2 separate regions of the Homo sapiens genome follow, and region 2 is linked to region 1. A link is an interaction called in ENCODE POLR2A ChIA-PET data of the cell type or tissue named here. Cell type or tissue: HepG2. All regions are shown on one strand. Links, peaks and the distances in the headings refer to the core of each region. The heading gives the core; the rest is flanking DNA.

Evidence for each region. Peaks named below come from ENCODE experiments on the same cell type or tissue, not always from the same donor. Only the 100,000 strongest peaks of a DNase experiment are listed, where the experiment ranks them.
Region 2: POLR2A ChIA-PET joins it to region 1 with 6 read pairs; 2 of 35 experiments call an interaction of 5 or more read pairs at or near these places.

What each region holds. Positions count from the first base shown.
Region 1 is chr2:111,244,410-111,248,801 of GRCh38, reverse strand. LOC124907867 (periaxin-like) reads left to right here and starts at 595. Exons shown (of 2, transcript XM_047446748.1): 1 at 595-654. The region is part of intron 3 of MIR4435-2HG (MIR4435-2 host gene); the gene reads left to right. In HepG2, for the core only: a CTCF peak has its summit at 1,918; a DNase peak (open chromatin) is centred at 2,011.
Region 2 is chr2:111,177,194-111,181,585 of GRCh38, reverse strand. It overlaps LOC124907868 (a long non-coding RNA gene), which reads left to right. Exons shown (of 2, transcript XR_007087189.1): 2 at 1-666. Among named protein-coding and RNA genes, the nearest start is that of BCL2L11, 58 kb to the right of the region's middle. In HepG2, for the core only: no CTCF peak of the experiment used is centred there; DNase peaks (open chromatin) are centred at 2,295 and 2,575; H3K4me3 peaks cover 600 bases.

The DNA of each region.
Region 1 (4,392 bases), core at 185-4,184:
GAAAGGGCATGCCCAAGCCTACAGCAGGGGCTGACAGCATCTACAGGGTTAGAAAGAGATGGGGTCCATGAGGGTTCCAAGTCCAGGGACTGAAAACAATCCCATGGCCCCAGAGACAAAATTACAGCTCAAGTCACCATGTTCACAACTCTAACGTCAACACAAGGCTCCCTCAATTGCCTTGCTGTAAAATAGGTGAATAGGTGTAGTGGGAGATTCAGTGGCCAAGCCTGGGTCCCAGGTAAGGTGACTAACCATCCCAGTTTTCCTGAACAGAGAAATTTCCCAGGAAACTTTGGGTTTTAAAGCCAGGAAAGTCCCAGGTAAGCAAGGGTGAGTTGATCACCCTGGCAGGGAACTGATTCATTCAATTCTGGATAATTGAATAAAGTCCACATCCTCACCGGGAACATTCTACTGAATGATAAGAAGAAGTTCCTTCTAGTTTTGCCTGTTTCTTTTCCAGGATCTGGGTCCATGGGACCCCTACCTTATCAACTGTCCCCATACCCAGGCCCTGGCTCTCATCCCTACATTGACCTCCACCCCTTCCTCCACAGGCAGGCCAGAAAGCAGACCCAGGGAGGATAGCACATGTCTTCGGCTACACTGGTGAAGGCATCGTGCCTGCTCCACAGCACATTTTTATTCAAGGTATTGTATTTGCAAACAAAAATGAAGTCCCACAAATGCGGGACTCCACCTGACTCTCAAAAAGAAAATAAATCACAAGTGTATTTTAAAAGCTACATTTGAGATTAGCAAACTGGAATCAAATGACAGATACTTTATCCAGAAAGCAACAGACATTCTTTTTTCAGTTGTGCTTCTTTGTTAAAGCATCTTGCCTCCCAGAGGTATAATGCGTTCCCCAGGAGCAAACACTGAAGCGCACTACAGTAATATCTTTCAAGAGCGGTGGGTGTGGTTCCAGCAGGATTCTAATTATGGCAGAGAAACAGCAACTATGACCACCAAACCAACAAAAATGATGTGAAATGCAATTTCTTAATTTCAGTCTCAAACTGTGCCTGGGCCAATGTATGTGAAAGCCCGATGTCCATGTGGATTCAAATCCTGATTCACTCAGGCATGGTACTTAACATTCTAAGCCTCAGTTTCCTCATCTGTAAAATGGCTTTCCTATCTCACACAGGCAGTTAGCCAAGGCCTGATATGCAGAAAGTGCTCAGCTGCTGTGACTCTTCACCCTTCCTGTGAGATGCCTTCTTTAACCCCACAGATGTGTACCATGTGATGGCCAAGGGAGCTTCATCAATCATGGCATCTCAAGGGAGCTGGAGCAGATGAGGAGGAGATGGAGGTCCCAGGAAGGGCTGTGATCTGCCTGGGGTCCCACAATGGGAAACAGGCATGAGCTCTCCACACTCCCTGTCCAATGCTCTTTCCACTACAACTGGCTGTCGGTCTCCCATAGGACAAGAAAAAACAGTCAAAAAGGAAATCGAAGGGATTTTTGTTTTTATCCCTGTTCTTTTGTTGGTTCTATCTGTTCTGTTTTGGGTATTTTGTTTGTTTTTATTTGTGTACTTTTTTTTTTTTTAAATGGAGCTTCCATCATGTAGGAGTAGGGTGTAGAAATCTGAGTTGGTGGCTCCCTGGTATAAGACCATAGCCTTCATTTTGGTGAGTAACAACATAATTTCTGCTTTGAGTCCCATTTTCTTGCAGTGGAAGCTTAATCTCAGAGTATCAAAATCACTGCATCTGAGCGTGGGCCTCCCCACATCATGGGAGGAGAAGGATGAGTAGATGATGTCTCATGGAGAGGACCTGCCAGGATCCCTCATCGCTGGCCTTCAGCTTTCTCATCTGCCCTCAACCACAGAACCCTGGGAGGAGGCTCCCTCAGTGGCTCGTGCACTCTTGCAGGCCCTGTGAACATATATACTTCCTGGTGGGAAGAGCAAGGGAGCCTCTGGTGGAAAGCAGCCCCAGGGTCCAAGAACCACACAGCCCTGCATTAGGGCCCCCAGGGAGGGAGAAGACCAAGGTCATGCTTTTGAACCTGGATGCCAGAAGAGAACAGCTGTGGGGAAAAGCATGCCTGGAACCAAGAAAAACATGTTTACCAGGGGCCATTCCTCACACCAGCTGCAGGCAGGGTCAGGAAAGCCACAGGCTGCACTGTAGTTGCAACCTTGCATGCGGACGCAAGGCTCAGAATGTTCCTCAAAGATCCTAAAATGTTCCCAGAGTCAGGCTGAGTCCATTCAAATGTTCACTCACCCTGGCCACACTCACTACACCTGACTTCCCTGTATCATGAGTTAGAGAAATAGTATAGAGTCTGGTTGATGCTGGCAGGTGGGAGGGAATGGGATAGGAAGGAGAGAGAGAGAGAGCAAGAAAGAAGGCTGTTTGGGTTTTTGTCTATAACATATGTATATACACTCATCAAGTCCATTATTTAAAACCTCTTTCATGGTTTCAATTTCCTGTGGACCACTTTTCATGCCCATTTTAAGTTCCTTGAAGGCGAGGAGATACATGTGTATCTGCCAGCTTCACTGTGCCTTATATCTTAGGCAATCAATAAATATTAGTAAATCAAAGGATGCCTGATACTCTAAAAATGTCTTATTATTTTTAGGTGATTTGGGCAAAGCACACGCATTGTATTTGCATCTGGGAACCACATTTTTAATTTAAAAAAGTTATTTGTAGGCCGGACACGGTGGCTCACGCCTGTGATTCCAGCACTTTGGGAAGCCGAGGTGGGCGGACCACTTCAGGCCAGGAGTTTGAGACCAGCCTGGCCAACATGGCAAAACCCTGTCTCTACTAAAAATACAAAAATTAGCCAGGCGTGGTGATGCATCCCTGTACTCCCAGCTACTCGGGAGGCTGAGGCATGAGAATATCTTGAACTGCTCCTTTTTATTGCTGAGTGATATTCCATTCTATGAAGCTCAGTTTGCTTATCCGTTCTCCTGTTGATGAACATCTGATGTTTGCAGTTCTCCTCTCCGTGAGTCTTCTTGTAAACATAATTTTCATTTCTCTTGGGAAAAACCCTAGGAGTGGTACTGCTGGGTCAAGGGGGTAGGTGTTTGTATAGCTTTATAAGAAGTTACCACATCCTTACTAATATTTGGTGATAGCTATTCTTTAAGTTAAAAGTGTAGAGGCATCTCGTTGTGGTTTTAATTTTTATCTCCCAAATGAGTAATGATAAGTGTCTCTTCATATACCGAATGGCTATTTGTGTATCTTTTTTGTGAACTGTCTCTTCAACTGTTTCATCCATTTCTGATTGATTATCTTTTTATTATTGAGTTGAAAGAGTTCTTCATAAACCCAGGATTTCAATCTTTTTTCAGATGTTTTGCAAATATTTTCTCCTAATCTATGGCTTGCCTATTTTCTTAATGGTATCACTTATCAGCAGAAGCTTTTAATTTTGACAGGGACACATTTATTCATTTTCTGTTACGTTTATTGCTTTCTGTGGCCTGTTTGTCTATAAACATTTGCCTGTCTCCAGGTTATGAAGATGCTCTCCTATATTTTCTCTAAAAGTTTTATGATTTTATATTTAGCCCTACAATAATTTAGAATTAATTTTTGTTTGTGACGTGAGAAATAAGTTAAAGTTTTCTTTGTGTGTTTACTTCTGAACATCTAGTTAATACAGCACCATTTTTGAAAAGACTTTTCTTTCCCCATGGATTGATTGCTTTGGTACCTTTGGCAAACAAATGACCATGTAATCATGGGCCTGTTTCCAGCTCTCTTCTCAGATCCACTGATCTATTTGTCAGTCCCTATGCCAGTAACATACTGTCTTAATTATAAAACCAACAATGTCGGTATTATAATGTTTTAAAGTCATGTAGTTTGAGCACTCCAGATTTATTTTCCTAATTCAAGATTGTTATAGATACGCTAGATTCTTTGCATGTCTATATAAATTTTAGAATCAATTTGTAAATTTCTACAACAGATTCCTGCTAGCATTATTACTGGGATTGCAATAACTCTACAGATCAATTTGTGGAGAACTGACATCTCAACAACATTGAGTCTTCCAATCTGCAAACATGATACTGTGTGTGTGTGTGTGTGTGTGTGTGTGTGTGTGTGTGTGTGTCTTCTTTAATTTCTTTCAATAATTGTTTAGTTTTCAACATAGAGATCTTGTCCATCTTTTGTTGTTTATTCATGAGTATTTTATGCTTTTTGAAGATACTGTAAATAAAATTGTTTTTCTAATTTCATTTCCCAAATTCTTGCTGCTGATATATAAAAGTATAATTGATATTTTAATATTAACCTTGTATCCTGTGACCTTGTTCAATTGATGTATTAGTTGTAATAGTTGTTTCTTGCATTTCTTAAGATTTTCCACATAAACAATCACATCGTGTG
Region 2 (4,392 bases), core at 239-4,238, 67 kb after region 1:
AAGACTGCCCCACATCCAACACCCTGAACCTATAAATGTGACATTTTGGGGGTTAAGGATTTTTTTTTTTTTCATATAGAGTCTCACTTTGTCCCCCAGGCTAGAGTCTAGTGGTGCGATCTTAGCTCATTGCAACCTCCACCTCCTGGGTTGAAGTGATTCCTGTGCTTCAGCCTCCTGAGTAGCTGGGATTACAGTCATGCACCATCACACTCAGCGAATTTTTGTCGTTTTAGTAGAGATGGGGTTTCACCATGTTGGCCAGGCTGGTCTCGAACTTCTGACCTCAAGTGATCCACCCACCTCGGCCTCCCCAAGTGCTGGGTTAAGGATCTTAAGGTGACATCATCTTGGATTGTCTTAGTGGGCTTAAATTCAATGACAAGTGTCCTTGTAAGAAACAGGAGAGGACACAGAAACAAAATGACCCCATACACACTCGTGCAAACACACGCCACAGGAGAGAATGCCATGGGAGAATGGAGGAAGAGATTGGAGTGATGCAGCCACAAGCCAAGGAATTCCTGGACCCACCAGAAGCTGGAAGTGGCAAAGAAGGACTTGCCACAAAGCAGCCTTTGGAGTGAGTATGGCCTGCCAACACCTTGACTGTGAATTTCAAGTCTCTAAAACTGTGAGCAAATAAATTTTTGTCGTCTTAAGCCACTAAATTTGTGATAACTTGTGATGGCAGCTCTAGTAAACTGAAATAGCCCTCATGTGCCTGGGCCTCAATAATCTTCACCTTTGGAGACTGACATGAGCACTAAGGAACAAGCTGCGTGAAAACTGCATGTACAAGAAGGTGACTAATAAATATCATCAGGCATCCCTCCCAACCTCCAACACACGGGCATAAGTACACACAGACCTTCACACACATGTGCATTCTTTTGGCCTAAATGTTGCTTTGGGTGCTGGCTACTATTGTCTTACGTGTACCTCTTGCTCAGCAGAGTTGGGATGCAGTCAGACACTGCCACCAGCCATCAGAGATATGCGGATGGCACAAATACATGGGTGTATATGAAATGTGAGAGGGCAAGTGTCCAGAGTGGCCACCAACATCAGACATAATAATGTCAGAGAATTGGGCGGCATGTCTTCAGACCTCCTGTGGTCTCTTGTGGGACCAGGTGAGGGATAAGGTTCCCCTTCCTCTGCTGGCCACAGCCTCAGCTGGGCCCTTCACAGGTGCTGAAGAAGTCCAGCACAGAGGTGCGGGGGAGAGGCCAGCCCTCTTTGGAGCTCAGCAGTTCAGCGTCTTTGGACAGCTAGACTCAGTCATCAGAACTAAACTCACAGACAAGCACTCTGGGAGGTTGAGGCGGGAGGATTGCTTGAGCACAAGAGTTCTAGGACTAGCCTGGGCAATACGGTGAGACCCCATCTCTACAAAATTTTTTTTTAAATTATCTGTGCATGGTGGCACATGCCTGTAGTCCAATATACTTGGGAGGCTGAGGTGGGAGTATTGCATGAGCTGGAGAGGCAGAAGCTGCAGTGAGTTGAGATCACACCACTGCACTCCAGCCTGGGTGATAGAGCGAGACCCTGTCTCAAAAAAAAAAAAAAAAAAAAGAACTAAACACAGAGAGTGGCTGGAATGGGGAAGAGGCAGCCAAGAAAAGTAGGTGGCTCAGGCTGATCAACTGAGGTCAATGTCTTGTCAGTTTCAAATGCTAAGTCCCTGAGAAGCTACTCTCTGCTAAGCAGTGATCACTGCTCTCCTCTTGGTCAGGGTCTTCCTCCCTCGCTGAGTTGTGGGAAATGGGAATCACACATTCAGGATGCCCTCCCTGGGCAAGGCTCGCATCCACTTTGGGTATTTTTCAACTGAAAATCATGGCAGGTTTAAGGAGAATAACGTTAGGTCCCAGAAAACATGACATAGAAGGTTCTTGGCATTTGGGAACACTGGTAGAGTTCTGTCTCTCTGAAACTGGAGTTTTATTTGACATTCCTTGGAATGAAACCAGTTAACTTACTTTATATATTCCTTCAGTTCTTCAAAGGGTTCAGAATCAGACCAAAAAAAAAAAACCCATAAATAATCTAAAAAAAGGTTGTACTTTATCTTGATTTGCTGTTCCCCTCCCCAGCTCTTTATAATAAGGTCTATTTACGGACCCTGAGAAGCAATTACAGGAGAAAAAAATGTAATCTTGGTTCAGTTTTATAACAATGAAAGAGGTTTTTTTTCCTGCCTTGTGGATTATTTTTAAGTCAGTGTGGTATTGTTTACATAAGTCACAACTCACTGAGTCCAAAGTCCTTCAGATAGTACATCTGCCTTATGCATTTAGAAAAGGGGATCTGCAGGCAGGAATATGTTTATTTAATCCACATGGGGCTCCTTTCCCATTGCTTAGGACTCCATGGGTTAGACTTTACCTCTGGATCCGGCTGTCCTCCCTCCCCAGACCATGAGTAATCGGCCACGCTGGCCACACATGGGGTTTTGGTCACAGGGGGTAAGTGTACTCCCTCACACCTCAGGCAGTCTGTCTGTCTGTCTGTCTGCCTAAACCTTCCCAGCCCCACTAGGTAGGTCAGTTCTGTGAGTTGGACCAGGTTGAGGCAACAGGGATATGACCTGTGATGCCTGTGAGAGCCTGGTTCCATTGAGAAAGAGCTCCCAGAGGCCTCTTCCCAGACACCATTGCAAAACAGCCACTGTGACCCAGGGCTGCCCTGGCCTGCTGGTAGGCAAGGACTTTACGCCTGATTTCCTCTGGAGGGAAGTTTTGAGCAGCCTCCATCTGGGTGCTGCCCATTGGTGTACTGTGAAAGGCCATATATGACGGGGTCCCACAGAGGGATGCTATCAGGGGTCTGGAGGGAGATGGGAAGCTTCTCTCATTCCCACCCAACTTAGTACTTCTTTACCTTGTCCAGGCTTGTAGGGTAGCCACATTCTTCCAGAAGCAAGAGCTACATCATCCCACAGACATTCCCTGAGCACCTACTATGTGTCAGTGCTAGGGATGCGAGGATGGCATTCACACAGCCCTTGTTCTCATGGAGCACATAGTCCAGGCCCCCAGAGATTAGGACCTGAGTCCTTCCCTATCATTCCACAGCCACTCCCAGGTCTAGTAATCCTAGGTTCTAGCACACATTAAAGCTGGCGCTCCCAGAGTGTTCGCAAAGCCTGCTGCCCAGATAGTAAGACTGAAGGTGGGAATGAGTGGGTGACCAGGGAAGGTGCCACTGGAAAGTAACATTCAAGCAGCCCTGACTGCTGAAGAGGCCAGCCCTGTAGCTATAGAGAGAAGAGCGATTTAGAAAAAGCGGGCAGCTGCAGCCTTAGGCGGGAGTGAGCTTGGGTTGTTCTAAGCAACGGCATAGGGCATACTCCATAAAAGAGCCCATAATATTGACATTTATTTCTCCAACGTGTCCTTTTTTTATGACTCATGAAGACTTCTGTTTTATACCAGCCACCAAGTTTAGAAGCAACTAAATTGTCCGAAATGCACATGCCACCCAGAGCAGCCAGTGACAGTGAGTTCATCAAGACATGATCAGTCATTTTCTTCAGGTGAACTTATTTATCAGAATCCTGGCAGCGCTATGGCCCTGGACAGCAGCTTTTAAAAAGGAGAGGAGAAATAGTGGCCCCAGGGCCCAAACAGGTGAGATGAGGAAGGAGGAGGGGGCTACCAGGAGGCAAAAAGGGGCGTCTAAAAGGGAGAGCCGTTTTGCCAAAGGGCTGGCTGGACCTGCTGTTTAAAAAAGTTCTGTCATTTGAATAGGCTCCATGTTCTCACTACTCTTTTGAAAGTGGCAAACAGGCCAGGCGCGGTGGTTCACATCTGTAATCCCAGCACTTTGGGAGGCCAAGGTGGGCAGATCATGAGGTCAGGAGTTCAAGCCTGACCAACATGATGAAACCCAGTCTCTACTAAAAATACAAAAATTAGTCAGGTGTGCTGGCGCACGCCTGTAATCCTAGCTACTCAGGAGGCTGAGGCAGGAGAATTGCTTGAACCTGAGAAGTGGAGATTGCAGTGAGCCGAGATCGCACCACTGCACTCCAGCCTGGGTGACAGAGCAAGACTCTGTCTCAAAAAAAAAAGAAAAAAGAAAAAAAAGAAAGTGCAAACAGTACATACATATGATGAAGGTCAAGAGGCCAAGAAAAGACTGGGCTTTCATAGAAGATGATTTACCTGAGTCCTCGTCAGACATTTAGTTGCCACACACCCATCCAACAACGGTGTGTTGAGTGCCTACTAGGTGCCAGGTACGGCGAGATCCCGCTGAGTCAGAGGCACACTGGCTAATGCTAGCAGCCCCACAGACAGAGAGACACAATTTAAAATGTTATTAGGATCTTCCAGCAGGGATGAGAGCATTTACCTATAAGCCATCAGAAGGCCATCCCCA